Linked DNA regions of Homo sapiens: region 1 is linked to region 2. A link is a loop called in an ENCODE intact Hi-C map of the cell type or tissue named here. Cell type or tissue: thyroid gland. All regions are shown on one strand. Links, peaks and the distances in the headings refer to the core of each region. The heading gives the core; the rest is flanking DNA.

Region 1 (16,269 bases), core at 4,678-12,677, 170 kb after region 2:
CAGAGAGGGCCTCTCTAAGGAAGCCCCACCTGAACTGAGGTATAGAAAGGGAGGGAAGTGGCCTGGTGTGGTGGCTCATGTCTGTAATCCCAGTACCCTGGGAGGCTGAGGCAGGAGGATTGCTTGAGGTCAGGAGTTTGAGACCAGCCTGGGTGACATAGCAAGACCCCACCTCTGGAAAAATATTGTAAAAATGAGCTGGGTGTGGTGGCATGCACGTGTGGTCCTAGCTATTTGGGAGGCTGAGGCAGGATTGCTTGAGCCCAGGTGATTGAGGCTTCAGTGAGCCATGATTGCATCACTGTGCTCTAGCCTGGGCAGCAGAGCGAGACCCTGTCTCTAAAAAAATAATAATAATTTTTTTAAGAGGGAAGGAAGTGTGTGTCTGGCAAAGGTCAGCATGCACAGTGACCTGCTGGTAAATTTCTAATAATTGGCTCTAGGGTGGGCGGTGGAGGGGTCAGCAGATTGGTAGCATTTGGCATTGTATGGTGTAAACACTCTCATGGTGGCATGATGTCACTGAACGCAGACAATCAAAGGTCAGTGGGAGCCGGCTCAAGCCCATTGCTGGGTGCTACTGGGGCAGCAGGCCTGGGGAGGGTTGGTGCAGCTCTGAAACTGGAGCCCAGCATGGGGCACCAGCGGAGGCTGCTGAAGTCACCTGGGACCCTGTGGGCCTTGGAGGGAGTGTGGGCTTTAGCCAACAAGGGGCATGTGTTGATTGTGACCACAGGTCTCTGTTTCATCACCCTGTTTCCCTCAGAGCTCTGCAAGGCTACACCCTGGGCCCAGAGTTCCTGCTGTTAATAACAAGGAGAGACTTAATCAATGAGGTCCTCTCAGGAGCAGTTGCTGGCTTTTCATCTGATGACAGGGCAGCAGGCTCAGTGTAGCCATGGATGGGGCCCCAGGGAGTGTCTCCACCTCCCTCTTAACGGCAGGCCACATGCAAGCTGTTTGTCCACCATCCCTTCCTGCCTGAGGGGGTCAACTGGGTGGCTGAGCTGGGGGCAGGGGAGTGGGCTTGGAATGGAAAAGTCCAGACCCAACTTGCACCTGCTCCAAGGCCTGGCCCTCAGCACTCTTAGACCATGAGGCCTCTCCCCATTCTCTCCTTAGAGAAGCCTGGAGCAAGGCCAAGGGCACCAGGCAATGAGAGATTGGGGCCCAGGAGGATCAGCCTGGAAGTGGGGTGGGGGGTTGGAGAGTGCAGGACGATTGTTGGGCCTGGGCCTGGAGTTCAGGGGACTTTTATTATCCCCCACTACACTTCCACCTGGGCCTGGCACTGCACACCTTGGCCATCCTGGTCCTCCCAGGTCCAACCCTCACAGGCCTCCTTGGGGGATGGGGAAGGGGTTTCCAACAAGGGGGAAGGCCACAGGAGAGACCTCTGCCCTGGGAGTTCAGAGGCTCAATCCAGCTGAACCACTCACAGCTGGGAGACTGGGGCACTGTCCCCTACACCCTAATTCTCATCAGAACTGCAAAGGGGCTAGGCAGCAATCTTTAAAGTCTTTACTTCAGACCCACTGAGATTCCAAGAAAGTCAGGCCCCACTGAAAAAGTCCTCCAACTGGGGCGGTTTCATGAGGGAATCTTCTATAAAAGTGAGGGTCACAGATTGGAGACTGAGAAAACAGGATCTCTAAGACCTTCCCCTCTCCAAGATTCTGAATCCATGAGCTTCATCTGTGCTTGGTCTCCTGGATATGTTTCTTTCTGTGTGTCAACTCTGAGCTAATTTTAAAAAATTGTTTTAATAGGCTTTATTTCTTAGAGCAGTTTTAGGTTCACAGCAAAATTGAATGGACAATACAGAGATTTCACATACACCCCTTGCCCCCACATTTATACAACCTCCTCATTAACAACATCCCTCACCAGAGAGTTCATTTGTTACAATCGATGAGCCTACATTGATGTGTCATTGTCACCCAAAGTCCATGGTTTACATTAAGGCTCACTGTTGTTGTACGTGCTGTGGGTTTTGGTAAATGTGTAATGACATGCATCCACCATCTCAGCATCAGAGTAGTTTCGCTGCCCTAAAAATCCTCTGTGCTCAGCCTGGGCAGCATAGCAAGACCTCATCTGTATAAAAAGTTTTTAAAAATTAACTAGGTGTGGTGGTGCACACCTGTTGTCCCAGCTATTTCAGAGCCTGAGGCAGGAGGATCACTTGAGCCCAGGAATTTGAGGCTGCAGTAAGCTATGATTGCATCATTGCACTCCAGCCTGGACAACAGAGCGAGACCTTTCTCTGAAATTAAATAAATCCTCTGTGCTCCACTTATTCACCCATCTTTCTCCCCTAATTTCTGGCAACCACTGATCTTTTTACCCTCTCTATAGTTTTGCCTTTTCCAAAATATCATATCACTGGAATCCTAGTCTGTAGCCTTTTCAGATTGGCTTCTTTCACTTAACAGAATGCATTAAGATTCTTCCTCACCTTCTCATGGCTTGATGTCTCATTTCTTTTTTTTTTTTTTTAATTTTTTTTTTTCTTTTTTTGTAGAGACAGGGTCTCACTGTGTTTCCCAGGCTGGTCTTGAACTCCTGGCCTCAAGTTATCTTCCTGCCTCGGCCTCCCAGAGTGCTAGGATTATAGGTGTGAGCCACTGCACCTGGCTTCTCATTTCTTTTTATCACTGAATGATGTTCCATTCCCTGGATATAACACAGTTTATTCATTCATCTACTGAAGGACATATTGGTTGCTTCCAAGTTTTGGCAATTAAGAAAAAAACACTGCTATAAACATCCATGTGCAGATTTTTTTGTGTGGACATACGTTTTCAACTCCTTTGGGTAAATACCAAGGAGTGAGACTGCTGGGTCATATGATAAGAGTACTTTTGGTTTTGTTTAAAACTGTCTTCCAAAGTGGCTGTCCCATTTTGCATTCCCACCATCAGTGCATGAGAGTGCACACATACTCCGCATCCTCCCCAGGATTTGGTGGTATCAGTGTTTTGGATTTTGGCCCTTCTAATAGGTGTGGGGTGGTATCTCATCACTGTTTTAGTTTGGAATCCTCTAATGACATATGATGTTGAGCATCATTTCACGTGCTTATTTGCCATCTATATACCTTCTTTGGTGAGGTCTCTGTTCAGATCTTTTGCCCATTTTGAAATCAGGTCGTTTGTTTTCCAATTGTTAAGTTTTAAGAGTTCTTTGTATATTTTGATTAACAGTCCTTTATCAGATATGTGTTTTGCAAATATTTTCTCTCAGTCTGTGGCTTGTCTTCTTATTCTTTTGATAAATTAAATTTTTTACTATCAAGACACTCACGATACATACATCATGTTGATAACACAGATCGCAATAAAAGAAAAATATTCTTGATTATATTCCTCCAAGGATGATGATAATAATGATGATAGTAATGACTGTTCTCATCTTTGAAACCCTCACTATGTTCTGGGCCCTTGGCAATTGTCTCATGTGACCCCACCACAGAACCTTGTGTGGTAGGTATTACTATCCTCATTTTGCAGATGCTACAAAGGAGGCTCAAATAAATTAAGTGGCGAGACCAAGATTTCATGCTAGTGAGCAGCGGGGCCAGTATTCAAACTGAGCACTGTCAGCCCCATGGTCCTTGCTCTGAATGCTACAGTTTCAGCCTGTGCCATTTTCGTCTTCCACCTCCCATAGTTGGAGACTTCAGTATACAGTTCATGTCTCTCCCGCCCCCAGAACTTCTTTGATTCTTACTATCTTATTTCAACTTCAGGATCTTCCTAGAAGATGGACATTCTTAAAGAAGAACTAATTGAGACTCTAAGAGGTTAAATGACTTACTTACAGTCACACAGCCAGCCAGCGGGTGACTTCAGCTAAGCTGCTTTCCCAAGCCACATCCCAAGCTCCTAGACCCCACAGTCCAACTTTTCCCACTACTTTGACCCAGAAAAATTGTCCCTGGATTGCTGCTGTCATTCCTGTCCTGCTTCCCCCCTCCCCCATACTCTCTCCCATCATTTTTCTGTGCCTACTGGAGGAAACATTCTAAACTGCCAAGCCAATCAGGGCTCTCCCTGGTGCCAGTCATCCTGCCTTCCATCAATCCTCAAGAGGAAACAGCAACTCCCTGGGATGGCACGCCAGGCCACAGCACCCTACCTAACTCTTTTGCCTCTGCAGCCACAGCCCCCACCCTCCACATGCCCTTCTTGGCTGAGCCAAACCCCCTGCATCTGCTCTTCCTTGAACCTCCAGGGCTCTGCCCACATTACTTCTCGGGCTGGCATGCTTTCTCCTCCTGCTCTCCACCTGAGCCAGCCTCCTCACCCACCATGGCATGAAAAGGAGCTCTCTTTCGCCAAGCACTGACTCTCATCACTGGCAGTGCCAAGTACTTTATTTGCATTTTATTTAAATCACATAATAATTTGGTGGCAGGCGTCATTAGCCCCATTTTACAGAGGAGTAAGCTGAGGTTTAAGAGGTGTTAAGTAACTTGGCTAAGGCTACATGGTGGATAAGTGGCAGAGGTGGAACTTGAAACTTTGTCTGTCTAACTTTACATACAAGGGTCTTGACTTCATTAGTGACCCCCATGCTCCCAAGCCCTCCCCACCCCCTACCCCAGATTGCTCCCATAACACCTATGCATTTCTCCGTGATTACACTTCATGACGCTCTTTTTTTTAAAGGACTTTAAAAAAAATCAGTTTTAGGTTTACAGAAAAATCAAGCAGAAAGTAGAATTCCCCAACACCCTTTCACTTCACCCCCAGTTTCCCCCGTTACTAACATCTTGCATTAGCATAGTACATTTACTATAATTGATGAACCCATAGTGATACATGATTAGGTGAAGTCCACAGTTTACATTAGGGTTCACTCTTGATATTGTACATTCTTTGGATTTTGACAAATGTATAAAGTGTCACACAAAGTAGTTGCTCTGTCCTGAAACTCTCCAGTGGTCCACCTATTCATCCCTCCCTTCCCTTTAACCCTTGACAGCCTCTGATCCTTTTCCTGTGTCCATAGTTTTGCCTTTCCCAGAATGTCATCTAGCTGGAATCATACAGCCTTTTCACACTGGCTTCTTTCACTTAGTAATATGCATTTAAAGTCTCTCCCTGTAATTTCATGACTTAATAGCTCATATCTTTCTTTTATCCCTGAATAACATTCCATTGTCTGGATGTACCACAGTTGGTTCATTCATTTACCCATTGAAGGGCATCTTGGTTGTTTTCAAGTTTGGGCAATTACAAAGCTGCTGTAAATGTCCCTGTGCAGGTTTTTGTGTGGATATAAGTTTTTAACTCATTTGGATAAATACCAAAGAGCACAACTGCTACAGCAGCAACATCCTCTCTTACACAACACCACCCATCCTCTCCGGACCCCAGCCAAAGAACTCTCGGAAGCAGAGAATGTGTCTTGTCCTTCTCCATCTCCAAGACTTACATATCATGGGTCCTCAATAAATATCTGCTGAAACGAAAAATGCAAACAGACAATCATATACCTCGGATTTTCCAGGACATTTTAAATTTCATATTATTTTATTCTTTGCAACAAAAATGATTTAATATAAGCATAACCAAATAAAAATGAAAAATGCCTATGTAAGGCTTTCTATATTAAAACATTTCACGAACAGTTTTTTTTTAATGCATCCTTTGCTAGATACTGACTCTTGCCTTGGGATTCCAAATATGCAGTTGCCAGAGGGATGGTGAGAGGGACCTAGGCTGGGCATCAGACCTCGGTCACGTCCCTTGCCCACATGGGGCCATCATGTCCTCCTATGACACAAACACAGGCTGTTCTAGGAATCCCTGTCAGATGAGCCTCCCCATCCCACCTACCACTCTCCAGGGAAGGCAGGGGATTAGAAGGGGAGAAGGCCAGGTCTCTGTTAGCTGAGGTCCCACTCACAGAATGGGGCCCCAGGCCCCAGCAACAGGAAGGAAGAGGTAGGAGTACCCTTAAGCCCTTTCACTGAGAATAACAGTCATGTTCATTTTAACACATTGATCATGAGAACATTCATGTTCTTGATGGATTGATTTAATTATTATACAGCTCATTGATTTAGGGACTGTTATCTACATCACTGATCTCCAAGACTTTTGGCACCAGGGACCAGTTTCATGGGAGATAATTTTTCCACGGACGGGATGGCGATGGTTTTGGAATGAAACTGTTCCACCTCGAATCATCAGGCATTAGATTCTCATAAGGAGCACACAACCTAGAGCCCTCGAATACACAGTTCACAATAGGATTCACACTTCTACGAGAATCTAATGCTGCCGCTGATCTGACGGAAGGCAGAGCTCAGGCAATAATGCTTGCTCATCTCCTGCTGGGTCTCCCTGTTCCTAACAGGCCCATGGCCAGATACTGGTCCACAGCCCGGGGGTTCGGGACCCCTGATCCACATTCATAGATTCAGTTCCACCCACAAATATTTATTGAGTGCATACCACAGGCAAAGGCTCTGTTTTAGGGCTGCAGCAGTGAACAAGACAGACAGAGTCTCTGGCTGCCTCATGGAGATGGCATTCCCCACTGCAGGAGACAGACAGTGAGCAATCACGGGTTGTTAAAAGGTGAAAGTGCTAACAAAGAAACAAAAAGTAGAGCAGGGAGTAGGGTGAGCAGTGGTGGAGGTGGAATGGGACTGACTCCAGTATGGTAGGCCATGTTCAAAAGGTGAGGTTCTTAGCAAGATGTGAAAGAAGAGGGAGAGAAAGTTAGCCAAGAAAACCTTGCAGGCAGAAGGATCAACCAGTGTGAAGGCCAGAGGCGGGGCTGGATCTGGCACAGAGGAGGGGGTGAGTGGAGTGAGCGAGGCAGAGGGGCAGAGGACAATGGGGACAGGTCCTCTCCATGATCTGTTTGTGGCCCACCAGGCCACTGAAGGACTTGGGCTTTTCTTGGCTAGAAATGGGAAGACAGGGCAGGGTTTGGAGCAGAGGACTGACATGATCATCCTGACTCCTCAGTTGAGCGCAGACTACACGGAGGGGTGGAAGGGTGAAAACACAGAGGCATGTTAGGGGCTGCAAGAGTCTGCCAGCAGAGGCAATACTGTGGCTGGGACCTGCTGGTAGCAGCAGAGTGGGTGACAAGAGGTGGGACTGGGGATCTGGTTGGACAGTAGAGCCGTCATGATTCCCTGATGAGACTGGTGTCCACTTTAAAGGTCTAGGGGGGAAGCCCTTACCTAAGCCCTGTACTTGGGCAGCCCTGCGCATGGCCCATGGGAAATGGGAGATTCCAGACCTGCTTCTTTGCCAGGTAGGCTGCTGATGCTGGGGCCACCCAGAGACGGAAAGCACCTGGTACAACTCCCCTTCTCCGGAGTGCATGGGCCCCAATCCCAGTTCCTCTTGGCCTTACTGTCAATGGCACAATGATGGTAGCTTCCTATTGCACTCCCCAGAAGCTGACCTCCCAGTCACCCGGCCCCAGCATTCCAGTTAAAGAGGAAGCAGACAGGGCCGGAAGTCGAACTCGTGCCCCAGCATCCTCATACCCAGCCAGGAGCTGGGGCCTCAGGAGGGTTGGTGGGGAGAGCAGGGGAAGGGGTTCCTCTCAGCACGATTGAAATAATGTGTGTCTAGCCATTGAGCTAGGTGGTGTTTGCATGTAAGGTCAGAATGCCAGCCTCTCCTGGAAACAGCACTGGCCTTTGACTCGAAGATCTACGCAATCGAGTCCTGTTCTGCAGTTATTAGCTACCTGATGATGAGTACATCAGGAAACCATTCGGGTCTCTATTGCATCATCCTTAAAATGGGGACAATGGTGGCCATCAGATAAATGCAAATCAAAACCACAATGAGATATCATCTCACACCAGTTAGAATGGCAATCATTAAAAAGTCAGGAAACAACAGGTGCTGGAGAGGATGTGGAGAAATAGGAACACTTTTACACTGTTGGTGGGACTGTAAACTAGTTCAACCATTGTGGGAGTCAGTGTGGCGATTCCTCAGGGATCTAGAACTAGAAATACCATTTGACCCAGCCATCCCATTACTGGGTATATACCCAAAGGACTATAAATCATGCTGCTATAAAGACACATGCACACGTATGTTTATTGCGGCACTATTCACAGTTGCAAAGACTTGGAACCAACCCAAATGTCCAACAATGATAGACTGGATTAAGAAAATGGCACATATACACCATGGAATACTATGCAGCCATAAAAAATGATGAGTTCATGTCCTTTGTAGGGACATGGATGAAATTGGAAATCATCATTCTCAGTAAACTATCGCAAGAACAAAAAACCAAACACCGCATATTCTCACTCATAGGTGGGAATTGAACAATGAGAACACATGGACACAGGAAGGGGAACATCACACTCTGGGGACTGTTGTGGGGTGGGGAGGGAGGGGGAGGGAGAGCATTGGGAGATATACCTAATGCTAGATGACGAGTTAGTGGGTGCAGCGCACCAGCATGTCACATGTATACATATGTAACTAACCTGCACATTGTGCACATGTACCCTAAAACTTAAAGTATAATAATAAAAAATAATAATAAATAAATAAATAAATAAATGGGGACAATGGTGTCTATCCAAGAGAGCTGTAAGGGAGCAGAGATGTGAAACCACTTCACAAACTGGAAAATGCTGCACGAAGGTCAGATGAATGCTCACAGCCTGGGGGAGAGACCACATGTGCCCAGCTAAACGTGGAGCAGGACAGCCTGGGATGGGGGCGTCAGACACAAGTAAAGATACCATGCTAGCCTAGAGAGGGAGGTGACTCATTCTGACTAAGGGGGTACAGACAGCAAAGGTTTCACAGAAGAAAAAAGGATCTTGAAGAATGGATGGGTTCAAATAGAGAAGAAACGATATTCCAGGTAGAGGGAGCAGCATGGGCAAAGGTCTGAGGTGTGAAAGTGCACAGTATATGTCCGCAGGGAGCGATGGAATGATTCTGAGCAGGGGAATGGCAGAACCCAATTTGCTTAGAGGTCACCCTGGTTCCTAGGGAGGGATGGAGTGGAATTGCTAGGGCTGGCTGAGCAATACTGAGGCTTCAGCCAGCTGCACTCTCCAGAGGAGAGGGGAGCCCGCCCAGGTTCCCCCCGCAGTCTGGATCTGCGTGGGGGAAAGGCAGATGGAAGTGGAAAGCTAGTGAGGGTGGGAGCCTGAGCCAGGCTGAGCCAGCTGGCTGCCCCCTCCCCCTCCCCCCAAGCCTCCCTCTGCCCCAGCCCACCCCCAGCCCCTGGGAGCCTGAAGACCTGTTTGTTTTCCTTGTAAAGAGGGGAGCCCTGCCCTTTGTGAGATTTCTGCTTGGGAAGGAGCGAAATGTCTGCTTGTGCTGCTGCCTGGATTTCCAGCTATTGACAGAGACTCTGACAATGAAAGCAAAGGCCAAGAGAGGCAGAGACAAGGCGGCTGATTAAAATGTTCTTCCAGGGGGTAGTTCAGCCCTGCCCAGGGAAGGCTGGCTGGAAAACCCGTACTGGAGTCCTTTCCTCCAGAGCTGTAGGCCCAGTTCATGGTGGGGCTGTGAAAATAGTTGAGGAGTTTCTGCACCCCACCCCAATCCAGCTGATCCAGCTCCCAAATCCACTGCTGTTGTTCCACTCCTCCCTTAATAACCAGGGTCACTCATAGGACCAGAATTTGAGGCTCAGTGTTCTGTTTCTAAAATGAGGGCAATGATAGTGCCCATTTGGTGGGGTTTGTTATAGGTCAGGTTCTCCAAAGCACAGACTGAGATGGAGCAGAGTTGCCGATGAAAATATAGGACACCCAGTACAATTTGAATTTCAGATAAACAACGAGTGATTTTTTTTTTTTAGTATAAGTATGTCCCATGCAATATTTGGGACATAGTTATACTAAAAAAAAATTCATTGTTTAAAGGAAATTCAAATGTAACTGGGTGTCCTGTATTTTTATTTGCTAAATCTGGCGACCATAAAGTGGAGAATATTCCCATGCAGGGGACTCACTGGGGAGTGTTTCATTGCCAGCGCCTCACCTGGAGGCAGGATGGGGCATAGGGAAAAGTAGATAGGGCTTGATGAAGTCACAACAATGTCCCCGCGACCCCACGGGGAGCTCTGGATCTCGGTTGGCCCTTCAGAGCTGCCTCAAAAGGGCTGGGGCACGAGGCCTCCCGGGACCCTCACATCCTAGCATCATTTGAGGCTGGCTTTCCTGGGGAGGCAGCTGGCTGTCTTCTGCTGAAGTGGTCTCAGCTCAGTGTTTTCCTTTCCCAATACTCTCTGCAGCTGGGGCATGGGGCTTCAGTGCTGAGGGGGTTCTGCGTGCAGCAATCATGACCCTGTTGTTACACAGTTTGATGAGACAATTGTGTAAATGGCTTAGCTCAAGGCTGACACCTACAAGTCAGTCATTTTAGTATCCCCTGAATAAAGGCCAGGTCACTTAGCCTGGCTCTCAACCCATGAGCCATCCAGGGCCAAGTTATCTGCTCTTCTGATCTCCCTCAGCCCCTTTTGGGAGCCCTTTCCAAAATCATGTATGTTAGAGTACCATCTGGGAAGGGGTCCATGTCCCCCATGGGTTGATGACCCCACGTGTGGATCCTCTCTATACCTCAATTCTGCGGACCCCAACCAATAGTATTACAGAGATCTTCTGAAGATCCATTCTGAAGCCCAGCCCTATAGACACAGTCGTGGGGGCTTTGTTCTTGTTCAGTCTGTGTCTGGCCTCATTCTTGTCTGAGTTAGAAGTTACAAGTCTGCAGTTAATTAGGCTGGAGAGGAGCTTCTCATCATTGGCTAAAAGAGGAACCCTGTGTGCCAACTGTGGAGGGCAGCCTGGTTCTGGCTCCCATTCTCTCTGGGTTTGGCCTCCATAGAGAGGGAGGCTGCAGGCAGGTGGGCTGGGGCTGCCTGCATGTTTGGCCCTTGCTGGCTTTGGAGGAGTGTCTCCCTACCTCTCACCCCCTACACACACATTCAGGTCTACTGAAAACCCACCCACCTCTGCATTCTCCTTTTTCGAGGACTCCAGGAACCCTTTGATGAACATTGACTTCTAACATTGAGGCCTCTGGCTCCCCAGCTTCCCATCTTTCTGTGTCTCCCATTAATGTGAGACATATTTAAATTCTGGGAGCAGAGAATCTGGCTCTAGGTAGAAAAGCGTCCAAGCTTGGATTTAGATAAAGAGGCTGAGGAGTCTGAACACATTGAGACCAAGCGGTTGATGTGTCCTCATTCATTCAGAATCACTCACAGTCATTGAAGGCTTGCTGCCAGCTGCGTTATCTTGCTTAATTCTCACAACAACCCTGTGAGCAAGGCTCTAGCATTATCCCAATTTTACAGATGAGGAAACTGAGGCTTAGCAAAAACAAGTGTCTTGCCTAAGGTCCTAAAGCAAAAAAGCTAGGGTGTCAGGATTCCAACTTGTATATCTGCAAGTAGCACTTAAGCTCTGAGTAGCAGGCTGTGCCTAGGTTGCGTGGAGTCACCTGTTCATGTATATGCTTAATGGCCTTGTGTCATCATTACATTCAATATCACTACTCTAATAAAACAGATAAACATCAAGGAAACATAAATGACCCCAAAAAGCCTCAGTCAGGCAGAGATTGGCACAGTAGGGAGGTCTGCTGGAAGAAGCAGGAGTGTATCAGTCAGAGGCCAGGTGCTGGGAACAAGAATCACCCCAGCTATTGAAACAGACATTTAATAGAAGCAATTAGTATCTTAAGCTAGAGGAGAGGCCTGGGGGCTTGGCCTGCAGGAACTAGAATTCCACAGAACTCACCTGCCAGAGTCGCTGCCTCCTTTTATTTATTTTTTTAAATCCTAGTAAAAAACACATAATATAAAATTTATCATCTTAATCATTTTTAAGTATAGAACTCAATAGTAACTATATTCCTGTTGTTGTGCAACAGATTTTTGGACTTTTCATCTTGCAAAACCTAAACTCTCTGCTAATTGAACAATAACGCCCCATACCTCTCTCCCACCCGCCCCTGACAACCATCATTCTAATTTCTGTTTCTATGAGTTTGATTACTTTAGATTCCTCAAATAAGTGAAATTATACAGTATTTGTCTTTTTGTGGCTTTCTTATTTCACTTAGTATCATGTTCTCAAGGTTCATACATGTTGTAGCATGTGACAGAATTTTCTTCCTTTTTAGAGCTGAAAAATATGTCATTGTGTGTCTATACACACACACACACACACACATCCACATCACATCACATTTTCTTTATTCACTTATCTGTCAGTGGACATTTAGGATGCTTCCACCTCTTGGCTATTGTGAACAATGCTACCATGAACATGGGTATGCAAATATCTCTTTAAGATTCTATTTTCAATTCCTTTGTATATATACTCGGAAGTGGGATTGCTGGGTCATATGTAATTCTATTTGTAATTTTTTGAGGAACCTGCATACTGTTTTCCATATAGGCTGTACCATTTTATATTCCCACCAACAATGCACCAAGGGTCGAATCTCTCCACACCCTTATCAACAATTCTTTTTTTAAATAGCAGCCATCCCAATGGGGGTGAGGTGATATTGCATTGTGGTTTTGATTTGCATTCCCCTAATAATTAGTAATGTTGAGCACCTTTTCATATGTTTGTTGGCCATTTGTATATCTTCTTTGGAAAAATGTCTTTCCTTTGCCCATTTTTTGACTGAGTTATTTGGTTTTTTATTATTCAGTTGTAGGAGTTCTTTATATATTCTAGATATTAACTCCTTATAGATATGTGATTTGCAAATATTTCTCCCATTCCATTCTGTAGGTTGCTTTTTCCCTCTTTTTTTTTTTTTTTTTTTTTTTTTTTTTTTTGAGATAGGGTCTCACTCCAGTTGCCTAGGGTGAAGTTCAACAGCGAGATCATGGCTCACTGCAGCCTCAACCTCCTGGGATCAGATGATTCTCTCACCTTAGCCTCCTGAGTAGCTGGAACTACAGGTGTGCACGACCATGCCCGGCTACTTTGTGTGTGTGCCTGTGTGTATGTATGTGTATTTTTGTAGAGATGGGGTTTCTCCATGTTGCCCAGGCTGGTCTTGAACTCCTGGGCTCAAGCAATCCTACCACCTCAGCCTCCCAAAGTGCTGGGAATACAGGTGTGAACCACCACACCCGGCCCCCTTTTCCCCTCTTTTAATCTATTCCTTTCATGCAAAGAAGTTTTTAAGTTCTAGTCCCATTTGTCTATTTTTGCTTTTGTTGCCTGTGATTTTGGCATTACTGCCAACACATCATTGCCAACTCCAATGTCGCAAAGATTTCCCCTATGTTTTCTTCTAGGGGTTTTATAGGGTCAGAGGGCTGCCTCTTCCAGTATAGTCAGAAAGATAGGGAAATAGATGGTGGCCTCGAGAACTTCTGACTTCAGGAAGGTCTGTCATCAAAATTCAGAGCTGAGAGAGTTGCACCCTCCACCCACACAACTTAACGCTTGACGTTTTTGAAGGTAGTGGCTGGATACTGGAACATAGGTGCAGAAAAACTCACCATCTCCGCAAACACATCACCAGCCAGAAAGAACAGGTAGCCAGAGATGGTCTCTGTCTTACTGCTGCTCTCCCATCTTGCTTGGGTGGATCTAATGGGAGAGTCATGTTTACTTCAGAACCCTTCCAGTGAGTGAGTCTAGAAGCATAATTTTCAGCTGTCAGTCTCTGCAGTGTAGAACATATCCAGTGAGGAGGTTCAAATGGAAGACAAGTGCCAGGAGGCCAAGGTAATAAATTAGGTGATGTATTAGGAAGTGCCAGGCCCCTACTTAGTAGAGAGCAGAGCATTATTTCACTGGGACCTACCTGGCATGAAGGAAAGGCGGGTTAGTGAGGCAGGATAGTATTGGGTAGGGTAATGCAATGGTGATGGGCACAACCTCTGCAGCTCAACAGGGCTTACACGGAATCCCAGGCCCACCACGCATGAGCGGTATGACTTGGCTAGGTTATTCCATCTCTCTGGGTCTTCCTTTCCTTCTCTGTAAAAGGGTGGGAGGCTGCCCCCAGAATAATCTGTAGCCTTTCCCTTCTGAGCTGTTCAGCCCTTCCACACAGCAAGGCCTGAATTTGAGTCTACTTTCCCTACCAACGAGCTCTGGGGGTATGAATGGGGCCTCTAAGAGTCTCCCTTTTCTAGTAGGCCATTTCACAGGAGCAAATGAGATGTGAAATTAGAGCTAAAAGACTCCCAAAGCACGAGGAAACACAAGATCCTCGGAATGAGGCATCACCAGGACACCTAAACTATAAAACAGATAAAAATTAAGGCTGTTCTGATTGAGGTGGAGGAAGCGATCCCTGTGACCACTCTCTTTACTTCCTCATCTTCTCAGCACTCCCATCAACTTCTGAGGATCCCAGGACCTCCTTAGGGCACAATTTGAAAGCTTGACTGGTTTACAGAAAGAATCAATGCCAATGCCAGAAGGCCTAAGTCTGGTCAGAATTCGCCATCGTCAACTTGTGTGGTGGTGGACAAACTACCTAACCTTCCTTGGCCCTCAGCTTCTTCATCTGCCATGGAGATAATTTTCCCTGCTCTACATGTTGCGTCTTAACTAGAAACCCACAGACACGACAATGCTTTAAGCAGAAAACACAAGACAAAAGTAAGATGGCGTTGGTTTTGTTTGTACCTTGCTTCATACTATAGATTTTTTGTGGTAGGTTAGTGGTCAAATAATAAGTTGGACCTCCAGGCCCTCAAAATTGAGTCTTTTTTTTTTTCAGTTCCACTCCAACATCAAAATCTATAGTCATCTATGTGCCTTTCTTACAAGTGAAGCCCCTTTGCCCCTTTTCTTGCCCCCATTTCTCTCTACTTCCAGAACTCCCAGGTCCACCTGCAGCCTGGACCTTCAGAGTCCCCATCAGTCTCTTGTGTTTGCCCCCCAACCTTGTTCCAACCCACCCCTCTCTGGTTGCCCCATCTCCCTCTTGCAGAACCTCAACTTCAGGAAGGGCACTCCCCAAAAAGGCAAAAAATACCCCATCACCAGTCCACTCCTCCCTGCCAAACTCCATACAACCTAACTGCATTTAGCCTTCCACCCTGACATCTTTCAGGGATGTGCCAACAGCAACTTTTGTGACTATTTTCCAATGTTACGCAGGCACCTAATGGCCCTGGGCTGTAGTCCCCACTTGGAGGAGCTGCCAGAGGATCCCAGGACTTCTCTAGCATTAGCTCTTCATAAAGAGACTTTATCTGAATGACTAGATAATTGCTAACTTGTAGAGCAATCTTTAAAATGGCTCAAATACTGCACAAGGCAGGAACCTAGAGCTGGGGGTATTTGAATTACTTTCTAGTAGAGAGGGCACTGAGAGTAGAGGACAGAGGATAGGCTTTGGAGACAGAGGGGCCTGGGCTCACCAATCAGCTTCTTCCCTTCCTGAACATGTGACACTTTCCTTCCTGTATCTCAGTTTACTCATCTGCAAAATAGGGACATAGAGAATGGCACTATCTTTTTTTTATTATTATTATACTTTAAGTTTTAGGGTCCATGTGCATAACATGCAGGTTTGTTACATATGTATACATGTGCCATGTTGGTGTGCTGCACCTATTAACTCGTCATTTAACATTAGGTATTTCTCCTAATGCTATCCCTCCCCCCTCCCCCCACCCCACAACAGGCCCCAGGGTGTGATGTTCCCCTTCCTGTGTCCATGTGTTCTCATTGTTCAATTCCCACCTATGAGTGAGAACACGTGATGTTTGGTTTTTTGTCCTTGTGATAGTTTGCTGAGAATGATGGTTTCCAGCTGACAATGACACTATTTATTAAGATTACATGAGATAGTATATGTCAGGATCTCTCAACTTCAGGACTATTGGCATTTGGGGCTGGATAATTCTTAGTTGAGGAGGGTGTTCTGTGCATTGCAGGATGTTTAGAGGCATCTCTGTTCTGTACCCAAAGGCACTGCTACCCTGAGTTGTGAAAACCAAAAATATCTCCAGATATTGCCCAAATTCCCCTTGGAAGCAAAATCACCCTGAGTTAAGAGCCACTGGTGTAAGAGAACACGCTTGATACAAAATCAGGCTCTCACTATTGCTGGATGTATGTGACAAACTCACGTTTATAAATTCATTTATTAAAAAGATACAAAGCTGATAACAGATCTGAGAGTGAAAATCAAATCTGTCAGGCAAATACCCTCTCATCTCTCGTTCCCTCCCCATTCCCCATCCCAACTCAGAACCTCCATCAAAGACCAGGTATGCCGGGCACGAATTCTACCTAAA
Region 2 (16,269 bases), core at 3,443-11,442:
AGGTTTTTTTTTTTTTTGTGGAATTATGTTGTAACAGGACATGCTGTCCTTGGATAAATAAGTTATCAGAAACTGGTCAGGAGATCTCTGGCCGTGGATCCCAGCACTTCCCCAGGGTCCCATCACCTAATCGTCAGTGTGAATCCACAGGTCTGCAGAGCCCTCTGCACATTTCCATGCCCTGTGGGCTCACATGCTTCCAACTCTGGACTAACCCCATAAAAGGGGCTGGAGGGCTGAGGGTGGCCATTAACTATGCAGGGTTCCCCTTCAGCTTGGGCTTGGTCACCTCCAGGGAGGGGGAACTCACCACTCCCAAATATTCCTGTACCTCTCAGACCACAGAGACTAGGTGCTGGGGGATCCCCTGGGATCCTGGCCAGTCCGTCTTTGAGCCAGGAGCCCTCCAGTAGACAGGTCTGTGCACGGCGGAAGGTTCCCCGGTTTATGCTGCTCAGGCAGACAGACACCTGCCCTTATCCTGTCTTGCTTCCTGCCACACAGGCTCGCAGGGGAAGTCCTGGAGAAGCACCTTCTAGGGCAACATTTGAACTGCTGCACATCAGTGGCCTCTGCTCCTGGGGTGGCAATTTTGGGCACTGCCCATGCAGTTTGCCAGGCTCTGGGTCTTGTGGGCCATTCCTGCGGAGGATCTGGAAAACGTCACACCAACTTTCCCCCTTCACTGGGCCTGGGAAGAAGTGACGTGTCAATTACCCGATCATTTGGTCTGGATCCAAGGCACAAAGATTAGAACGCAGAAAGGACTGCAGTCCTTAGAGTGCTGGCTCCAATCCTCCCACTGCCCTGGGCCTTGCGCAAAGCACTTTCTCTCTCTAAGCCTCAGTCTCCTTGCCTGTACAATGGGGAAAACAAAATTCAGAGCCTAGGCTTCGGGTGAGGCCAAGAGGCCAGGGTGCAGGTGAGCATTCTGGCAGAGTTCCTGCCACCCAAAATGCTCTTCCCATTTGGAATGGCAGGCTAGATCTCCTCTCTCAGGTACCCCCCGCCAGCCCCTAGTGCATGCCCCTCCCTCACAGCTCACCTGGCTCCACTTTCTCATAGCAGTCATCGCTGAGATTCTTCCTTATTGTTTGCTTTCATTCATCTTACCTTTCCTCCTCCCTGGGGGCAGGGACCTTGTCTGTCTGCTCCAACTTTGGACTAACCCAGATTTGGGGCAGACAGTCTGGCTGTGTCCCTGCCCCCAGATCAGCGCTAGGTGTGCAGAAGGTGCTTGGGGAGCCCCTGCTGCATCGATGAAGGTGTCTTGCACCATGCCTTAGCAGGGCCACAAAAAACATGAGTTCTTTTCCCAGGACACTTGGCACACACTGCAGTCTCCTCCCTGTCTTCTCCCCACCTTAAATCCAGGCTCCAGGAGGGTTTTCTTCTCTCTGCCAAAGCAAACAAAGAAAAACAATTTTCCTGCCATTCATAATTGTTCCATATTTTTCTAATAGGCCTAAGCCTGGCCTCGAGATTTCCAGTCACGGGTCATTCGCTGTCTTGTTGCTCGCAGAGCCACAGAGGAGAAGGCTGTGGGCAATTAGTGTGAAAGCTGCCTGCTGCCAGCAGCCCTGCCCGCTCGGCAGGAAAAGGACATGTCTGGTACCACCAGCATCTGCCAGGGGGTGGCTGGGCCTGGACCCCACATGAGCCAGTTCATGTCATTCTCACAACCCTGTGAGGACAATGTTATTCCCCCATATTTCTGATGAGGAAACTGAGGTTCCTATGGTTAAGGGTCTTGCCCAGTCACCTACTGATGTGACAGAACCAATGTCTGAGACCAGGTCTATCTTGTGTCACTGTCAGGTCCTAGAAATAGAAGAGGCAGAAGGGAAGGGGTTGGGGGTCACTGTTGACCCTAATGGAGGGGACTCCCTCTGACTGATTTGACAGATAAAACTGCAACCAAGCGTCCCCTGGGGCCTGGAACAAATCACGCCCTCGGGCGTTGGTAGCCTCTATTAGATGCAAGGATCCCTCAACAGCATTCCGCTGCTTATGGGATCAAGTCCAGGGTCCTTAGCTGGGCAGTGAAGATACTCGGTAATAAAGCCATAGCCTGCCTTTCCAGAATTCTCTTCTCTGACCACAGGCTATGCCCCAGACATGCCTTGTATTCCTCAGCCCCTGCCCTCAGCCTTGGCTCCCTGCCTGAAACACCCATCAAAATCTGGTCCATCCTATCAGGTTCAACTCAAATCCCTACCCTAGAGCCCCTTCCTTGAATCCTCAGCAGCCCTATGAAGCAAATACTATAGCTGTGCACATTTTGCAGATGAGGGAACTGAGGATGGATGTTGTGTCTTGCCTGGATCCACACAGCGAAGTCAAGGAATCTGGAGGCAGCTGAATTTCTCCACCTCACTCCCCTTCTACTCCCAAAGACTCTTTCTCCCTGAGGACAAAAGGGCATGTGTCAGGGTCTGCTGTCAGAACAGACCCTAAGAAAGGTGGCTCCTCCTGGGCTGGAGGTTGCCGATGAGACCTACAGGTCCTCAGACCTGGGGTGATCTCCTGGGGCCTATAAGCCTATCCCTGCCTTCGATGAGAGAGCAGATGATATGCTCTGATCCGGGGGTCCGACATATCCTTTTTCTATCCCAGTGGGAGTAGAATCCTCCTAGCAAGGGGACATTTGATATTCCTTTGTTTGTATGGGGGTTGGATGGAAGAGAGCAGGAGAAGGGGTTGGGGAGAGCAATTTGGGGTGGTTTCAGCCACGTCTGTTCCTGCAGGAGGTCATTTGCTCACTTAGCAAACAACACAGTGGACTCTGCCGGCTCCCAACATGGGACTGGTTGTCCATACTGGCCTGGGTGCCCACCCTGCTTCTTGGCTCTTCTCCTCCTCTACTTCCCTTCCTGTCTCACCCTTGCCCTTGAAAAGGTTGGGAACTTCCTCTTCAAACACCTCACCGTCTCTCTCTCCCTCTCCCCTTCCTCCACCAGTTCTGTCTTCAGCTTACAGAATCTGCCTCCCCCCATTCCGAAGCTTATCCTTAAAGATCTGCTCCAGCCTAGTTTGGACTCACTCTCCTGCCCCTCCCACTAGATCGTTGAACTTTACAGCGCAATGCTTAACATGGAGGAATGTGTTGATAATGGTGGAATTTGGGGCATCTGGGAGCCAGACTAGTAAGCACCATTTAGCCTCCCAGACTCCAGCAGACCAGGAATTTGGCAGTTTAGGAGACTGCAGATTTATTCTCCGTACCTAGAGGCTAAAGGAAGGCATGTCTTCTTGGCAGCATGCAGGTTTGGCGACTTCTCAGCTCATGGAAAACTACTGGGGCTGAGACTGATGGGGCTTTGGCCTGGACCTCAGTGGAGTGCCAAGACAGGTGGAGCAGAGTGGCCCCAGGCATTCAAAGAGTCACACCTCCTCTCTCCCCTGCTGGCTGCCTCTTCAAGGCAGGCAGTTGACAGAAGAGCAGGCACCTTGGTAACTAATATTGTGTAGCAAGGGTGGCAAACTCACATGCCTTCAGGAGTGAAAGTGTGGAGCAGGCTGGAGTAAGTAACAGGGAGTGGTGGGGACTGGGGCAACTGGAGAGTCCTGATGTGTCCGATGTAATTCAAATGCAAATCAATGTTCTGGCCCTCAGGCTGACCGTTTGCTAACCTCTGCCAATGCATTACCGGTTCCAAAGCTCTTTTCCTCATGGTTTCATTGAATTGTCATTTCCTTTCCTGCTTACAGTCACTATCCTCACTTGGCAGATGAGGACACTGGACCTTAGCAAGGCGAAGACATTCCCCTGACTCATTCCAGGCAGGGATCTATGGGGGGGGGGGGGTGGCTTGAAGACACTCAAAGAAAGGTCTGTGCCCCCAATTCTCTCTCCATGGTCAGATTTGGAGGTTGACGTATAACTGTCCAACTCACCCATTGAGACTGTGCTGTGTTCTGACTTGGGCTTCTCATTTAAATGATCCTCCCCGCTCCTCCACCCTACCCAGTGTAGTCACTGACGGGAGAGAGAGGCCTGAAAAGGGGTTCTGAAGTCTGGAGGATCAGGGGCCTTTGACAACCTTGCCAGCCCTCAACTACAATGCCTGCCCTAGTCTGTTGAAAAGTCACAGGAAAGAAAAGTTAGTCATGGAGACACTGCCTGGGGGTCTGGATTCAGACTCACTGGAATATATTTTCTTCCTTTATCACAATATCGTGATTTGGAAATAATAATAACTGCTACATGCTTTACCTGTAGTAACTCATTTAATCCTCACTACATAATTCTGTGAGGTAGGAGCTGTTATTATTCCCATTTTACAGATGAGAAAACTGAGGCACAGCTCATGCTTATACAGAATTTGGAAACTCAACAGGATGTGTAAAAGACAAAAGCTGTTCCTCAGCTCCCATCCTGGTAAAAACCACCCATTCATTCATTCATTCATTCCATAATCCCTACTTTCAGGCACTATGCTGGGTGCTGACATTACAGTAAGGCACATAGGCCTGGAAACCAATTATTGTGAACTGTATGACAAATGACACATGAGAAATGATATATGAAAAATACGGGCTCCAGGAGCCCGGAGGTGTCTGGGGAAGTCTGGGAAGACTTTCTGGAGGAGGTGACACCTGGCAGAAATGGGGCATATCCCAAGGTGAGAACGGCAGATATAAAGGCCTAGGGAAGGTATGAGAGTCATGTCACATGTTCAAGGCATCAGGAAGTAGAGTATTGAAGGGATGGCAGGGCGGGGGCAATGGGGCTAGGTTTGGGATTGTATTAGCCAAGGTGAACGTTGGAATTGTATCACAGCAATAGGCCTTGAAGAAGGTGAATGTGGGGCTGGCTGTTTTAGATTTTTTTTAAAAGAAATTTTAATAGGTTCAAGATTCAAAATGCATAAAAAATATACAGTGAAAAGTTTCCTTCAACCCTATCCTGCCACCCAGGTCCCCTCTTCATGGTCAACTAATCTCTAGTTTCTTATAAGTCCTTCCAGAGCTTTTTCATTTTACTCTTACATATACTAAGCTCTTTCTCTCTCTCTCTCTTTATATTTTTTAACCCCAAGGATAGCCCATTCTTTATGCATCTCTGCACATTGCTTTTTATTTCACTTTAAGAACATATGCTGGTGATTGTTTCTATTTTTGCATGGCGGTGTCATGCTGCATGGTAAAGAGCCGTACTTTATCTAACCTGCCCCTATTGATGGACATTTTTGTTTCTTGCTAATTTTTTGCTCTTACAATAAGTGTTACAATAAATAATCTTGTACCTATGTAGTATCCTCATTGTGCAAATACACCCACAGAAAAAGAAATTCTAGACATGGAGCCATGAGGGTCAAGGATATATGCAATTTTATTTGCATTTTAAAAAATTTGATTTGAAATTTAACTTGCAAAAAGAAGAGTGTACAGCCAAATAAATTTGATACATGTGATACACAGGCTGTGTATATACCTGTGCAATCACCACCCACATGAAGGTGTAGGTTACCATAGAATGTTTCCAGCCCCATCTCATGGCTTGTCTTGGTGGATATCCAGGACAATTTATTTGTACCAAGGCAATTTATTAGTCTGACCTCTACCACCAGGATTGGTTTTGCCTGTTTCTGAATTTTGTATAAATGGAATCATAAAGAATTGATGTACTCTTTGTATCTGGTTTCTCTTGTTCAAGATGACATCTGTGGGCTGGGCACGGTGGCTCATGTCTGTAATCTCAGCACTTTGGGAGGCCGAGGCAGGCAGATCACTTGAGGTCAGGAGTTCGAGCCCAGCCTGGGCAACATGGTGAAACCCCATCTGTACCAAAAAATACAAAAATTAGTGGGGTATAGTGGTGGACAGCTATAATCCCAGCTACTCGGGAGGCTGAGGCAAGAGAATCTCCTGAACCCGGGAGGTGGAGGTTGCAGTGAGCTGAGATTGCGCCATTGCCCTCCACCAGCCTGGGTGACAGACAGAGTGACACCCTGTATCCAAAACAAAAAAAAAAGATGTCATTAGTGAAATTCACCCCATGTCCCATGTCGTGTTTAGCAGTAGCTTCCCCCCCCCCCGCCCATTGCTGGCTGGTGTTTCATTGTATGACTATATTACAACTTATTTATTCATTCAACCCTTGATGGACATTTGGGTTGCTCCCAGTTTTAGGCTATTGTAAATAATGCTGCCATATACATTCTTTGGGGGAGCACTAATTAAAGCTCATTTCCATTAGTTATATCTGGGAGTAGCATTGGTGTGTACATATTACATTTTTGATGAATGTTACCAAGTGCCCTCTGTAGAGGCTGGTGCAATGTGAAGAAGTGCCTTTTCCCTTGTTCTGCATGTGAAGTGCTCAGCTTAGCACAGTGCCTGGGACAGCGTCGACACTTCAGAAAACCATGCAGCCCTCAGCTCCAGAAGTGGTAAGAATGCCTTATGAGCCCTAAAGCCCCACTCTGAGCAGGAGATTGTGATTCTGCCAACGTGTCCCACTAGAAGGATCAGGTGAGAGTGAGGAGGAGTCAATGAACTCATTTCCACCCCCAGAGAAGTATCCTTAATGAATAATAATAACTCCTTTGTTTATGTAGCTCTCTGGCCTTTCTAAAGCACTTTGACATGCACCAGTGGTGCTCAGCCAGGGCTCACATTAGGATCCTCTGGGGAGCTTTCCAGAAAAACCAATGCCAGGGCCCCACCCCCACAATTCTTATTTAATTAGGCTGGGGTGGGGCCCAAGCACCAGTGTTTTCTAAGCCTCCCAGATAATTCTGGTGTGAAGCCAGAGCCAGGAGTCACCGACTGCCTCATCTTCTGTCATCCGCATGGCAACTGCTTGCAATGGGAGAAGTGATATGAGGCTGGTGTACAGAAAGAGAGAAAGGGTTCTAAAATAGTGTTTATAGTCTAACAATAATGTTCTGCTTTGTGCCAGGAATAGTGCTGAAGCTTTCTAGTCCTCATTTCCATTAATACCGTATGAGAAAGGCATTGTGATGATCATTCCCACATTACAAATAAGGAACCGGGCTGAGCGGGTGGGGTCCCCAGCCAAGGCCACCCAGCTGGTAAGTGGCAGCACTGGGTCCAGAACACTGGCTGCCTCTGAAGAGTCAGCACCCACACTTAAGCCTGCCTCCAGGTCCTAATCCCCCATTTTGCCCAGAAAAAAGACTAGAAGGAAATACAACAAAATGGTATCAGTGGATCTCTTTGGTTGATGTGATTGTGGGTGGTGTTTACTTCTATATGCTTTTCTGCATTTTTCAAATTTTTACCAGTGATCATGTATTTGCCTATAATCACAAGCCAATGAAAGTCCTTTCAAGTTGTTGAAATAAATAACAGAATCATTTTCTGAAGGAGCCAGTTAAGTCCCAGAGTGTCCAAAACAGGTGATGACAGAATAAGGGCCACAGCTATTTCCTGAGTCCCAATGCAACACTTGAGACCTCTCAGGAGGAGAGATAGGTGTGATCTTTACTTACAGGAAGGGGCTTTGGAAAGGCATGAGAAAATGTCCCCAAGCAAAAATTGCTGTAGTGTCTTCATTTGACTGTATATGTTCTTGTAGAATAGCCAGAATATAAAGAAAATAAAAATAAAACAAAATAACCTAACATCTCACCACCCAGATGTAAACAGTGGGAAAATGGGGAGGACTACTCTTTCAGATAAGTCCTTGTCCATCAATATTCATATAGATCTGGATAAGCATAGTTTCCCATCCACAGATCATGCTGTAAGCATGCAGTCTGCAACCTTCTTTTTAAACTCAGTAATGTGTAATGTGCATGTTCATGAATAGAGCTACATGTCAGTCCTGGAATGGCTGCATACACACACACACACACACACACACACTATTTGCAAGTGAGATGTGGTGGCAAAACCCTCTTGAGCAGAACCAAGCAGAGCTACCTGATGAGGTCATGCAGCCAACAGCCAAGGTCAGGTGCTGCCTGCCAGCTTGGGCTCTAGGCCCACAGTTTGCTCTTAACAAATGCCTGTGGGCAATGACAACACACACACACACATGCACACACACACGCACCAGACAATCTCATTCTCCCTCCATGCAAGGTGCTTGGGTGGTAATGGAATCTGCATGTCCAGAGGCAGGCATAATTGAATAGCTGAGGGCATTAAGTCCTTGATTAAACTGGTTGTTCATTTGAAGGGACAATTAACCCAGCTAATATTCCAGGCCAGCCCAGCAGGTCCGTCCCCATCAAAGGACATATTGAGCGAATATTGAAGTGACTGCATTACCTTTATGGAGGAGAGTAGGGCTCCAAGGTCCTTACCTAAGGCCTGCAGCCCAGGTCAAGCTGGGGCCGCAGACACTTCAAAGCAGGGAGACTCCTGGAGTCCAGCCATCCTGGCATGGGGTTACGAGACCTTGAGTTTGTGAATGAAAGAGGAAGTTTCCTCTGGGGAAGGTTTTTCTCACGGATGAGTGGCCTACCCCTGTGCTTGTCTGTTTCACATCTACATGTGATGCGTGGAGCCTGGATGATGTTTCAGCAGCCATCTCGTGACCCAAGTGTGGATCTCGCTGGCTCAGTCCTACCTCTGGGCCTTTTGTTCTCTCACAGTTTTCTTATTACTTTATTTTTATTTTATTATTATTATTTTTTGAGAGAGAGTCTAACTTTGTCATCCAGGCTGGAGTGCAGTGGTGCAATCTGAGCCCACTGCAACCTCCGCCTCACAGGTTCAAGTGATTCTCCTGCCTAAGCCTCCCAAGTAGCTGGGAATACAGGCGCCCACCACCATGCCTGGCTAATTTTATTTTTTTGTATTTTTAGTAGAGATGGGGTTTCACCATGTTGGTCAGGCTAGGCTCGAACTCCTGACCTCAAGTGGTCCACCTGCCTTGGCCTCCCAAAGTGCTGGGACTACAGGCGTGAGCCACCGTGCCCGGCCAAGCTTTCTTATTACTCAAGCCAGTTGGGTAGGGGTTCCCCGTTTCATGCAGGAGAAAGCATCCTGACTGATAAGATGGGTCCTTTTCATTTCCTGGCACCTTTCCTGGAGAGTTGGAAGTGAGAAAAAGAGGAGACAGGGAAGGATCTTCCTCTCTTTCTCTCCTAATACCTGATGTCAGCCACAGGGAAGGTGGCTAGACACATATATCCTAGAGCACATATATCCCCATTGTCTGAATTCTAGAAGGTTGAATCCAGTAGCTGTACTTGTTCTGGCCCTGGGTATCTGACAACGGAGGTGACTGTGCTGGGTGCAGAGCAGGGAAACACAGCCAGGGCTTGGCCCCCATGAGCTACCTAGGTCAGGCAGGGCCACAGTAATGACTGACCATCTGCCAGGCATGGCCAGGGATCCCAACAGGCTGGAGAGACCAGGAGTGGGCAGAAATGGGCAGGAGTGGAAGCAGATGGTGCCATGGTGGACAAACCCAGGTCCTGCAGGAGCAGATAGAAATAAGTCCAATGATGGAAGCATAGCTTCATCTAGGTACTGTGCTCTGGGCTTTGCATGGGTTGCTAACATCATCTTTATCACATGTATGAGGTAGATACCGCTACCCATTTACAGATGAGAGAACTGAGACTCACAGGGGTTAAGTGGTTTGTTCAGAGGCACAAATTTAGGAACACGGAGGCAAGATTAAAGTTTAAGATTGTACAGCTCCAAAGTCTGTAACCATTCTTTGTCAATTTATGCAGGCATGCCTCCATCCATCCACCCATTCATCCATTCATCCATCCATTTATTCATCCATCTATCCATCCATCCATCCATCCATCCATCCATCCATCCATCCATCCATTTACCCATTCATCCATTTATCAATCCATCCATGCATCCATCCATCCATCCATATATCCATCCATTTATCCATCCATCCACCCATTCATCTATTCATCCATCCATTGATTCATCCATCCATCCATCCATCCATCCATCCATCCATCCATCCATTTACCCATTCATCCATTTATCAATCCATCCATGCATCCATCCATCCATCCATATATCCATCCATTTATCCATCCATCCACCCATTCATCCATTCATCCATCCATTGATTCATCCATCCATCCATCCATCCATCCATTTATTCATCCATCCATCCACCCATCCATTTACCCATTCATCCATTTATCAATCCATCCATGCATCCATATATCCATCCATTTATCCATCTATCCACCCATTCATCCATTCATCCATTTATCCATCTATCCATCTATCTATCCATCCATCCATCCATCCATCCAATCAGCCAGGGTCCATTCTCCCATTTATTCTACAAATATAATCTGATCATTTGTTCTGTGGCAGGCACCATATGCCAGGTGCCAGGAATAGAGCAATGATGGCCATGGTCACTGCCTTCTCAGTGTGCTGAGTGGACATTGCAGGCCCCCTTGGATAAAGGCAGGTAATTGCATTCTGGCTGAGGGTCATGCTTCTTGCACCACCCCAAAAGGATTTGTGAGGACATACCCTGAATTCTGAAGCCCTTTGGAATGTTCTGAGCCTGTGCTGGGTTGGAGTCTCGCCTCTGTACATCTATTGTATGTGTGACCTTCAGAAAAACACACTTTTTCTCTCTGGGGCCTCGATTTTCTCATCTTCAGAGGTGGAATAAAAATGTCTTATGTAATCTTCACAGGGGTGTTGGGAGCATAAAGAAAAATACTTTTCTTAAAGAGCTTTGTAAACTCTAATGTTCCGGGCATATATCAAGTTGCGAGTCCATTTGTCACATCTTTGAGGAAGTGATCTTCTGCTTTTGTTGTGATCAGTGAGCCTCAGATAAGAACAACTTCTACAAGCTTCATTGTCATGGGTGATAGGTTTGCTCTGGAACCCTAGAGACTCATGTGTGCCTGTGTAATAAGCCTCCCCATGGTAACAGAAGTGAGGCTGAGACCCAGGAAAGTTAAGTGGCAGCTGAGGTTGCAAGTGGCTTAGAAGCCAATGCTTAGGCCTCTGGTCCAGGGCCAGTCCCTGACACTATTGGCTGCCAGCTGTGCCAGGAGAGAGGCTGAAGTTGGGTCAGACATTCTGACATTCTCTGGGGTTCTGCTGCTGCCGTGTTCAGTAGAAGGTCATCAGAGATGAATACGGTTTCTTCTAGATGTGAAGGAGAGCCAGAGTGACTCCCTAGTGACTCATAAACAGAGCAGCTTGTCAGGGCTGCAGCAAAGATGTTTCTGCTGCTCGACTCATAGCAAAAGGGGCACCCTGTCCCTGGGGTCTGAAGAAGCAAAGCCTGTGCCCTTCACCTCCTGTGAGATTCCTTTTCTGTTAACTTTTCCTCCCATGAGATGCCACGTGAGTGGTTACTTTCCAGGAGACTGTCTTGGGAGGCCTCTGCACCTTCCTGCTACAGAATTGCTCTTGGCCTTGGAGGAGATGTTAACAGTGGGCTTTGCAGAAAGCAGCAACACCTTTTAACCTTCCACCTGCTTTGAGTTCTACATGTCTGTTTGTTCAGGCAGCCCCTTTGGCTTGAAGACCCTTGGCTGCTCCTCTCTGAACAGTAGGTGATGGAGGAAGGCCCTGATTCTGCCCTGTATCACCTGCTGATGTCACCCCAGATCCTCAGCATCTCACCTGTTGATTTTCTAGAAAATGAAGCGTGGCGGTCAGGGTGGGAGGGGAAGAAGGTGAGAATTAAGAATAGATTGTTTTAAATCTTAGGACTTAGAGTTTAAAATATAGAGCCCCAAATTATTGTTCCCCATCTTCCTATAAAATAAAGTCTCTCTTATTCTCTCTCCCTCTCTCACACACACACACCTTTCTATATTTGTAGGCAATAAGGAGCCTTGGAGTGTGTGTATAGGAGGCCCACAGTGTGTGATGGAAGCATACGTGTGTGTGTCTTGGCACACATGTATCTGCATGGGTGTGTGTGTGTGTACGTTTCTCTGTGTAAGCTGGTGTGGATAAATGTGTGTTCACGCAGATGAATGTCTGTCAGTATATGTGAGAGTATCCCTGTGGGCGAAGGGGCTATCTTTAGTCCCTGTTGCCCTGTTGGGGGTGCATGTCAGCAGATCCCCTAGTGGGCAGGAGGCGGGCCTGCTTGGGCTCTAGAACCTTAGCCAGGCACACAGAGGAGCCTGGCCATCTCAGTCGATGAGGAGGTTGAAGCAATTTCAAATTCCTGGAAGAGGAGCTTCCTGTTTTTACAGAATCTATAGACTCCTGGGCTGAGAAACTTTATATTTAAAGATTGAAAATACCAATTTTATAATAAGGTAAAGGTGGGTTTTCATTTATCTCTATTAAAGGCAATTACAAATGATTTCTTGATTAAGAGAAATAGAAAAGACGATCACCCTCCGAAACCTCACATCACGATGATTCATTTGATGTTAAGGTTTAGGGTATCCTCAGCCAGAACTGTGGTTTAAAAATGCAGAAATAAATTTTTCAATACCAAAGAATCAATAACCTACACTCAGGCTGAGACACAAAGCTGTGTGTGGAAAGAACTCTGGAGATCATAGGTGTCTAAGCTGTGTGAGTGTGTGTATGGTGTATGTGTGTATTTGTGTGTGTTCACATGTATGCATGTCTGTGTGTATATGTGTGCATTTGTGCCTGTGGCTGTGTATATGTATGTCTGTATGTATCTATATGTGAATAGGTGCATGTTGTATGTGTCTGCGTGCTTGTGTGTAAATGTGTGTATGATGTGTGTATATGTGTGCATTTGTGTGTCCATTTGTGTGTGTATGAGTGTGTCTGTGTGTATGTGAGTGTAACTGTGTATCTGTGTGAGCGTGTGCATGTATATGTGTCTGTGTGCCTGTGTGTATGTGAGTGTGACTGCGTGTGTATCTGTATGTGTGTGCATGTATATGTGGCTGTGTGCCTGTGTGTATGTGAGTGTGACTGCGTGTGTATCTGTATGTGTGTGCATGTATATGTGGCTGTGTGCCTGTGTGTATGTGAGTGTGACTGCGTGTGTATCTGTATGTGTGTGCATGTATATGTGGCTGTGTGCCTGTGTGTATGTGAGTGTGACTGCGTGTGTATCTGTATGTGTGTGCATGTATATGTGTCTGTGTGCCTGTGTGTATGTGAGTGTGACTGTGTATCTGTATGTGTGTGCATGTATATGTGTCTGTGTGCCTGTGTGTATGTGAGTGTGACTGTGTGTGTATCTGTATGTGTGTGCATGTATATGTGGCTGTGTGCCTGTGTGTATGTGAGTGTGACTGTGTGTATCTGTATGTGTGTGCATGTGTATGTGGCTGTGTGCCTGTGTGTATGTGAGTGTGACTGTGTATCTGTATGTGTGTGCATGTATATGTGTCTGTGTGCCTGTGTGTATGTGAGTGTGACTGTGTGTATCTGTATGTGTGTGCATGTGTATGTGGCTGTGTGCCTGTGTGTATGTGCATATGTTGCATGTGCATCTGTGCATGTCTGAGTGTGGATGTGGCCCTGGACATGTCCCACTGCTCCTGGGCCTCACTTCCCACATTTGTACAATGAGCGTGATATGGTTTGGATGTGTGTCCCCTCCAAATCTCATGTTGAAATGTGGCCTCCAGTGTTGGAGGTGGGGCCCAGTAGGAGGTGTTTGGGTTATAGGTGTGGATCCCAAATGAATGGCTTGGTGCATCCTCATGGTAATGAGCGAGATCTCACTCTATGAGTTCACGTGAGAGCTGGTTGTTTAAAGGAGCTTGGCATCCCTCTTGCTCCCTCTTTTACCATGTGACACCCCTGTCCGCCCTCCACCTTGTGCCCTGAGTAAAAGCTCCCTGAGGCCTCCCCAGAAGTTGAGCAGATGCTGGTGCCGTGCTTCTTGTCCAGCCTGCAGAACCATGAGCCAATCAAACCTCTTTTCTTCATAAATTACCCACTCTCCAGTGTTCCTTTACAGCAATGCGAAATGGGCTAACACAGGCGCTGAGCACTAAGTGGACTCCCATTTCTGGAGGGCACTGGATGCTCAGCTATGGTGTTGGGGCTGTGACGGGTTCCATCCTCCCCCTTCTCTGCTGCAAGTTCACCCCCTGACTCCTCCCCCTCCCTGCCCCTAAACCCTCATGCAGCGTTCAGTCCTTCCCGCTGCCCAGGCACCTGGGAAAGGCTGGGAACCTTCACCTGCATCATGTGCTCAGCTGTCTCTCGCCCTTACACCCATGTGACCATGGGCGAGTCCCTTCTCATCCCCGGGCCTCAGGCAGGAAAATGAGGTGGTGAGAGACTCCTCTGGCTTGGTCATTCTCAACATGCACATTTCCTGACCGTGGTGAGCTGGGAAGTGGTCTAGGAACCGTCACACACACACCAAGCTCCTCTGAGGACTGGACACTCCAGCAATAACTGTATCAGTGTCCCAGTGCCCAGCACAGGGCCTGGCATGGAGCAGGTGCTGTGGAAGCAGGGACAGAAGGAGGGGTGTGTGGAAAAGGTGAGGCTAAAGCAGCTGAAGCAGTGCTCTTGCAGCCTCCCCACTCCCCCATCCCCATCCTGGCCCCGTCATGCCCTGATTTAAGACTCAGAGCTCCCCACATCTCTCTCTCTTCCTCCCTTACTCTCCTGCCTTGCTGGCATCACAAAATCACCTGGGGAGAAATAATGGTGCCCAGACCCCTGCGAGACCAAGTAAATCAGAATCTCTGAGTATGAAGCTCTGCCATCCGAAGTTCTAATGAACAGTGTAGGTTGAGAACCTCCTCCCTAGAGGCCAGAGAATCTCAGGCTCTCTCGACAGACTAAATCTCATAGAGACCAAATTAAAGGTCTACAACTTTCAATCTACTTCCAAGTTTCCTGCTGAGCTCCTAAAATACAGATCTGGGGACGTCCCCAGAGCTTCTGATTCTGAAGGTGTGTCCTGGACCTGGAAATGCACATTTAAAATCAGCTCCAAGATTCCTGGTTCCGAGGCAGGTGGTCCTCGGCCCTTCTTTAACCAGCTCCGGGAGGCTTTGTAGCCAGGCTACATAGAAATGAGGGGATCCCTGAGTCTCACACATGTCATAGGCTGCTTTAGGATAAACATCATCCATGGTAGGGAACCCTGGCACCCTCCTCCTCAACCCTCAGCCATACTTTAAAAACCAATCTAATTTTGTTCCTTTCTTCATTCAATCACTTCTCATTGCCTTGATGACAAAGACGTTAATCCCTAATGTGGCGTAGGAGGACCTGTAGGTCTGGTCTGGCCTGGGGCCTCCCCTTGAGCCCTCTCCCTGGCTGTAGGGCCTCTGCGGGTGCAGCTCTCTCTGCTCGGCTCCCCACTTGGCTGAGCTAAACTCCTGCTCACTGCTTAGAGCTCTCCTGACCCTTCAAAGGCCCAGTTCACCAGTCGCCACCTCTCACAGATCCCAGAGCTCCAGGCGTGAATCCGGATCCTCTACCAAACCACATTCTCCAGGAGGGCAGCAACTGGGTCAGTTTTGCTCCCCATTCAACCCCGTAACCCACATGTCTGCCTGGGGCCTGCCATGTAATAGGTGCTCAATAAATATTTGCAGAATGAATAAATGACACAAAACACATACTTTTTCAGTTTTGGCGATTCTTATCCTGAATAGATTTTACAGCCTCACTGATGGACAAGGGGATGTGTAACTGAGGATGTTCAGATAGTGGAGCATGACAGGCAGACCTGGCATGTGTTTGTGCATGTGTGCCTGCTGCAAGTGTGTGGTATATGGGAGTTAGAAATTACATTTAGGTTGAACTTAGCGACCTCTCGGCCCATAGCCTTTTTCCAACAATCACAAAGTGGCTCTGCGAATTGGGTTTTTCTCTCTGCATTAGGACCCCTGCTCCAGGTGCCTGCAGGGGATGGCAGTGCTCACAGCCTGAGTGTCCTCGGGAACTGGGGGAGAGGGAGCCTTAGTTGTATGGGGTTCTACTAGGAGAGGGTTCAGGGGTTACAGAAAGAGCGTGGCTCCTGAATCTGACCAGCGTGGGTTCAAATCCAGGCTCCATCCTTTCCTCACCAGTGTTGTTACCTTGGCTCAATTCCTCATTGTCCTCAGTCCAGTGGGAATAATCCTGATGAACCTACTGGGGAGAAGGGTGTCCAAATTGGTGACGCAGTGTGCTTTGCTCTCGCCTTCTCCGAGGGAACCTTCCTTGAAGCACCCATCCCCTCTTCCTTAATCCCCAGCACACTGTCTAGCACAGTAGGTGCTCAATAAAATCTTGTTGACTTGCTTAATGTGTCACCTAGTCTAGAGACTGTCTCATAGTAGGTTCAGTAGCTCCCTTTCCCTCCTCAAGACTTCCAAGCCTGAGACCAGGGTGAGTGGGTTCACACCCCAGCTCTGTGTATGTGTA

The links. Peaks named below come from ENCODE experiments on the same cell type or tissue, not always from the same donor. Only the 100,000 strongest peaks of a DNase experiment are listed, where the experiment ranks them.
Region 1: it touches region 2 in a loop (2.1-fold over the local background); 3 of 110 quality-filtered maps call a loop at or near these places.

What each region holds. Positions count from the first base shown.
Region 1 is chr15:70,104,684-70,120,952 of GRCh38, reverse strand. No RefSeq gene overlaps it. Among named protein-coding and RNA genes, the nearest start is that of TLE3, 15 kb to the right of the region's middle. RefSeq lists enhancers at 7,349-7,643, 8,596-9,105, 9,106-9,617, 10,130-10,641. In thyroid gland, for the core only: no CTCF peak of the experiment used is centred there; DNase peaks (open chromatin) are centred at 7,437 and 9,392; H3K27ac peaks cover 1,506 bases.
Region 2 is chr15:70,276,727-70,292,995 of GRCh38, reverse strand. No RefSeq gene overlaps it. Among named protein-coding and RNA genes, the nearest start is that of TLE3, 190 kb to the right of the region's middle. RefSeq lists an enhancer at 41-540. In thyroid gland, for the core only: no CTCF peak of the experiment used is centred there; DNase peaks (open chromatin) are centred at 6,645 and 7,955; H3K27ac peaks cover 2,198 bases.